Regions from separate parts of the Homo sapiens genome. Here region 1 is linked to region 2. A link is a loop called in an ENCODE intact Hi-C map of the cell type or tissue named here. Cell type or tissue: dorsolateral prefrontal cortex. All regions are shown on one strand. Region 1 overlaps COPB2-DT (COPB2 divergent transcript). Region 2 overlaps NMNAT3 (nicotinamide nucleotide adenylyltransferase 3).

Region 1 (2,500 bases), 55 kb before region 2:
AGAGCAGAGATTTTCTGAAGACATATCCAAGCATTATCTTCATACCCCAGATTAGGTGATGCAATGCCCACCTCATCTGAAGAACAGCACCCTCTCAGAGGTGGCCTCTTTTGTGGGCCAAAGGTCCCCACCTATGGCTACGTGGCAGGAAGATTTCTTAACACGGTCTGGAGGTCTTCATAGAAGGGCCATAAATGTAAGCATGATCAAGGTTGGGCTGATAAACACACTGTGTGAAGTTCAGGCTATTAATTAACTTATTGCACAGTTTTGTACCCAGTAACTTAGAGAACTCAGGGAGCAGCAGAGAGGGAGAGGTGAACAGCATGAGACTAGGTCCTGCCTGGCTAGAGAAAGTCTAATGGAGGCCCTGTGGTCATCAAATGGGTCAGTAAGAAAGAGTTCCTTGATATGCAACCTGACTTGGCCCCTGTCTGCCAAGATTTCAGCAGAACCAAACCAACTGAAATTGAGTAAACTTAGTTAGAAAAGAGTGACTCAAGGAGGGCTTCTTGGAGGAAGCACTTTTTGAGCAAGTTCGTAAGAATTGCTAGAAAGGGAAGGATCAGGCATTTTTCAGGAGAAAATGGGAAGGAAAATAATGTCGTGCAGGAGCCATCACATTCACTTCAGGAGACAAGCCTAGCTCAAACAGAAAGAGAGTGTTCAGATTTTCAGAAAAGGGACTTCAGGGGGCTTTAAACACCAAAATGAGCAGGGCAGATGCTACATGACAGGAATTAAGGTGCTACTGTGGGCACTGGAAGTTCCCTGAAACTAACTCCCCTGCCACTTCTCACAGTGTCTGAGACATCACAGAGGGTCTAAGAGCACTTTTTTGGATTAAGGCCTTGCTCCCTTAAGGTTCTTCTTTTAGAAGCAGAAAGATACTTCTTCCTTCTGGTAATGCCCCCACACAATGGACCAGCCTACAGCGCTACACCTGGGGTTGTGTATCTGTGCTTGCTAGAAATATCCCCTTAGCTTTGGAAGTATTTAACCCCCTTGCAGGGAGTCTTTCTAGATTCCTGCATCTCACACTGCCCTCTAGATGCCAGCAAGCTCCTGGAGCACTGGCCCTCTGGAGTACTCATTCAGTCCCTTGTCCTGATGTGACATTTCCTGAGTGAATGGCCAGTCATGGTTTCAGCACTGAGCCAGTGGTCAACACACATTTACCGAGGAATGAAAGACTTCAGGGAGATATCTCAATCCCCCAAGGCCATTTTGAAATTGTTATCTGATATTGCTCTCATTTATTTATTTTATTTCATTGGGGTTATTGCTCTTGTTGTAGTTGTTCTTGTTCTTGTTTGTCTTGGTGTTTTTGTTTCGTGGCTTATAATAACAGAAATTTATTCTCTCAGTTCAGGAGGCCAGAAGTAAGAAAAAAATCGAGATGTTGGCAGGGTTGGTTCCTTCTGCAGGTTCCAAGGGGAGAATCTGTTCAATGGTCCCTGCTATCTTCTAGTGGTTGCCAGCAACCCTTGGCATTCTTTGTCTTGTGAACACATCACTCCAGTTTTTGCCTCCATATTCACATTGCCTCCTTCTGTGTGTGTGTCTCTATCTCTTATAAAGAGAGACTCATTGGATTTAGGGACCACCATAATCCGGTATGATCTCATCTCAATCTCTACCTTAATCACATTTCCATTGAGTTAATTAAGTAATTAAGTTGATAGGAGAACTGGCATCTTATTCTATCCTTTAGTTTTGGACTCTTTAGGATTCAGAACAAGTTGAGGTTTGTTAGCTCTTTCCCCCACCTGCTACAGGGTCCCCTTTTTGTAGCTTCTTGGCACCCAGACTGTGCAATGTGTCCTCATGAGAAGGGAAGAGTCTTTGGCATCACAGAGACCCAGGTGCCAATCCCAGTGCTGCCTCTTAGTTCTGCCTACAAAACCCTGCAGAGTGGAAAGAAAGTCTTGCTGTGAACTGGTGTGCCAGACACATGGGGTTCACAAGACAGGGCACAGCAGTCCTTCCTGGTTCCAGAAACCAACCTGATTGTGTATCTGAGAGTTCCTTTATTAGTTATTGATTGCTTTGTAACAGATTACCCCAAGACTTAGTAGTTTGAAATAACACAAATATTTATTATTTTACAGTCCTCTGGGTCCAGAATTTAAGAGTAGCTTAGCTGGGCTGGAGAATCTTCTCTTAATGGTGGCTCACAGGCTGTGGGTGAGAAGTCTCAGTTGCTCTCCACATGTGCCTTTCCACAGGGCTGCTCGAATGTCCTCATGACCTAGTGGCTGGCTTCCTTCAGATCAAGTGGTCCAGAAGAGAGAGCAAGGAGAAAGCTATACCTCTTGTGACCTAGAGTTGGAAGTCACACACCATTACTTCTGCTGCCAGTCCACATTCAAGTGAAAGGAAATTAGTCTGCACCTTTTGAAGAAGCTGTGTCAAAGAATTTGCCAAAATATTTTAAAACCACCTCAGCTCTCTTCTCCTCTAGGTCTCTATCCTCCTTCTCCACTGCTTCATCTACTTA
Region 2 (2,500 bases):
AGTGCTCTGGGTGCTTTTGCCTTTCCAGGTACTGCCCTTGGTGTAGAGGCCATGGTCCTTGATGTACGTGATGACAGCATCGGGAATCAGGTACTTTACGCTCTGCCCTTGGCCCAAGGCTCGCCTGATGTATGTGGCACTGATCTCATTCTGCACAGGCTCCTTGGCCAGGTGAATGTTGTGCTGGTGCATCCGTAGGATGGGAGATTCTGCGATGTAACCTTTTGGGTCGTGACCTACTCGGCCCACGCACACCAAGCCAAACTTCTCCACTATTTCCTGGATGTGCGCATCCTTCCAGAGGTTGGGGGTCTGGAAGGTCTTCAAGACGTCTGCCCCACAGAGAAGCTTCAGCTCAGGCACAGCTGCAAAAACAAGGATGGACCCAGTAAAGTTAGAGAGAGGTCACTGCCAGGAAAGACAACATCATTGGAAAGTCTCACAAAATGCTTTTCTTGGATGTATCGAGAACTCAGTGTCTCCATGTTCATGACTTGAAAAGAAAAAGCATGTAAATGAATCTGCAGCCATTTCAGGGAATACAGTTGTAAGTAATGATTTAATCAATACACCTTTTGTTTAATATTGGAAAAGTGCCAAGGAATACGATTTTTTTTCTTTTCAGTGTTCTAACAGAAGTCTGTCTGTGGTTGCTTTGGACCAAGGCAGAGTGCTCTAAAGGTGGCTGTGCTGTACCCAGTACTGTGTCTTCTGATAGAAGGTAAGGTTCTGAAAGCTCTGAGACCAACAAGCCATGGGCCTTGGACAAGTCACTGCCTTATTTGAAATCCATTTCAGCCCTTGTGTTACTAGGAACTAGTACCTGGCACTTTTATATAACAATCTCACTATAAAGATTAATTATAAAGGCTCTTTGGATAAACAAAAGGTCTCTAAGACTCCAGCTGGTGGCCTTTTCATTGCAGTTTCCAATAAAACAAAGCTCTAGAACAATGCTTAATGTGGATAATCCTTTGGAATGTGTTCTAACAGAATGCTAATTGTGATAATGAAATAATACATAACATTTATTGGGAGATTACTGTGGGCACTACTACTAAGCTCTTTATGTGTATAATACCATATGCACCCCAGAACAATTTATGAGGTGAGTATTGTGCCCATTTTATGGAGGGGGCAACTGAGGCAGAGAGAGATAAGTGACTTGCCTGAGGTCACTCAGTTAGGCAGATAAGTCAGGTGTCAAACCCAGGCAGCCATCCTCCAGGTGTGGCATTTGTAACTGCTGGGTTCTGCTGCTGCCTGCTGGTGGAAATCTGTACCTGCATTATACTGGAGAAGCCCTTCCTAGAGTTCCAGACTGATTTTCCTGGCACTATCCGTGTCCCTCTTGGTGAGCTAATCAGCAAAGGAAATCCAAGTCTATGCTAGAAACAAGCTGCAGGGTCTCTGATTCTTCCAGAAGCTGATCCCAGCTTCAGTAAATGGCAAAGACTGGGGTCCCAGAGTACTGGCCCCTGTCAGTCACCACAAAGTCTGAGTAAAGAGAGGCTCCAGGGCTACCATACTGGAGAAAAACTTGTGTAAATGGTCAGTTTAGGATCCTCTAAGGTGGAACCTTTAAAGGAATCCAAATGTGGACCAGAGAGATGAGTTCACACAAAAGCACTGGAGCAACTGTGGAATGGAAAGTGAGAGACTGGAGGTGTCATGGAGAAGTCTGAGTCCTGGCCTCAACTGGGCACAGGCTGCTGTGCGGCCAGAGCCAAGACCTTTCTCTGGGTATCAGTTTCCCCATCCATGAGATGATGAGCTCTAGACTCATTTAAAGCAACATATGCAATCACAGAAACACACTTTTCAAATGCTCTAGCGGCATAATACTGGTCTAGTAAACGATATTCAAACATTCCTTCATTCATGCATGTATGAACTCTTAGTGGTTACAAACTAAGACTCTAGAGCCAGACACCTTACACCCAAATTCTGGTTCTGACGTTCAATACCTCATGTGATCTCAACTTTAAAATGAGGATATTACCCTTCATTTATTCATTCATTCACTTATCCATTTACTCATTTATCTACCACTCTATTCATAGAAACACCCACTCAACATTTATGAATTGTCTCCCAGTGTCTGGCCTTTTTAAACCAATAAAACAGCATTTAACAATTATTCAGTAACTCACACTTTTCACTAATTTGGGCTGGTCCCATTGCTCACAACACATATGTATATTTGAACGGTTCTGCATCTGTGAAGTTTTACTCCAATTTCTTATCTATCCAACCAGTGTAGTATAAAGGAGAACAGTGTTTGGTCTTTCAAACAATTAGGTAGTTTTATGTGGTCTTCCTATGGGGGAGGTACTATGATGTGCATTTCATTCCAGGATTTGCTGGGACCTGGGACACACCCCCTCTCTTCCTACAGGTCAGAGAACAGAGAAGATACCACCTCCTTTTTCCAATAGATTTTTTTGTGGGGACAATTTCTGCATGTCAGTTTCAACATTGGGTACCGTTTGATTCATTA

Evidence for each region. A loop is a pair of places that touch in the nucleus more often than their neighbours do. Peaks named below come from ENCODE experiments on the same cell type or tissue, not always from the same donor. Only the 100,000 strongest peaks of a DNase experiment are listed, where the experiment ranks them.
Region 1: a loop joins it to region 2, with 2.9 times the contacts of the local background. A loop is called at or near these places in 4 of 110 quality-filtered maps.

What each region holds. Positions count from the first base shown.
Region 1 is chr3:139,505,923-139,508,422 of GRCh38, forward strand. The region is part of intron 3 of COPB2-DT (COPB2 divergent transcript); the gene reads left to right. Among named protein-coding and RNA genes, the nearest start is that of RBP2, 31 kb to the left of the region's middle. In dorsolateral prefrontal cortex, CTCF peaks have their summits at 1,056 and 1,260; a DNase peak (open chromatin) is centred at 1,075.
Region 2 is chr3:139,561,028-139,563,527 of GRCh38, forward strand. NMNAT3 (nicotinamide nucleotide adenylyltransferase 3) reads right to left here. Exons shown (of 7, transcript NM_001401600.1): 7 at 1-365. The region is part of intron 3 of COPB2-DT (COPB2 divergent transcript); the gene reads left to right. Among named protein-coding and RNA genes, the nearest start is that of RBP1, 23 kb to the left of the region's middle. In dorsolateral prefrontal cortex, CTCF peaks have their summits at 1,257 and 1,456; a DNase peak (open chromatin) is centred at 1,263; H3K27ac peaks cover 1,060 bases.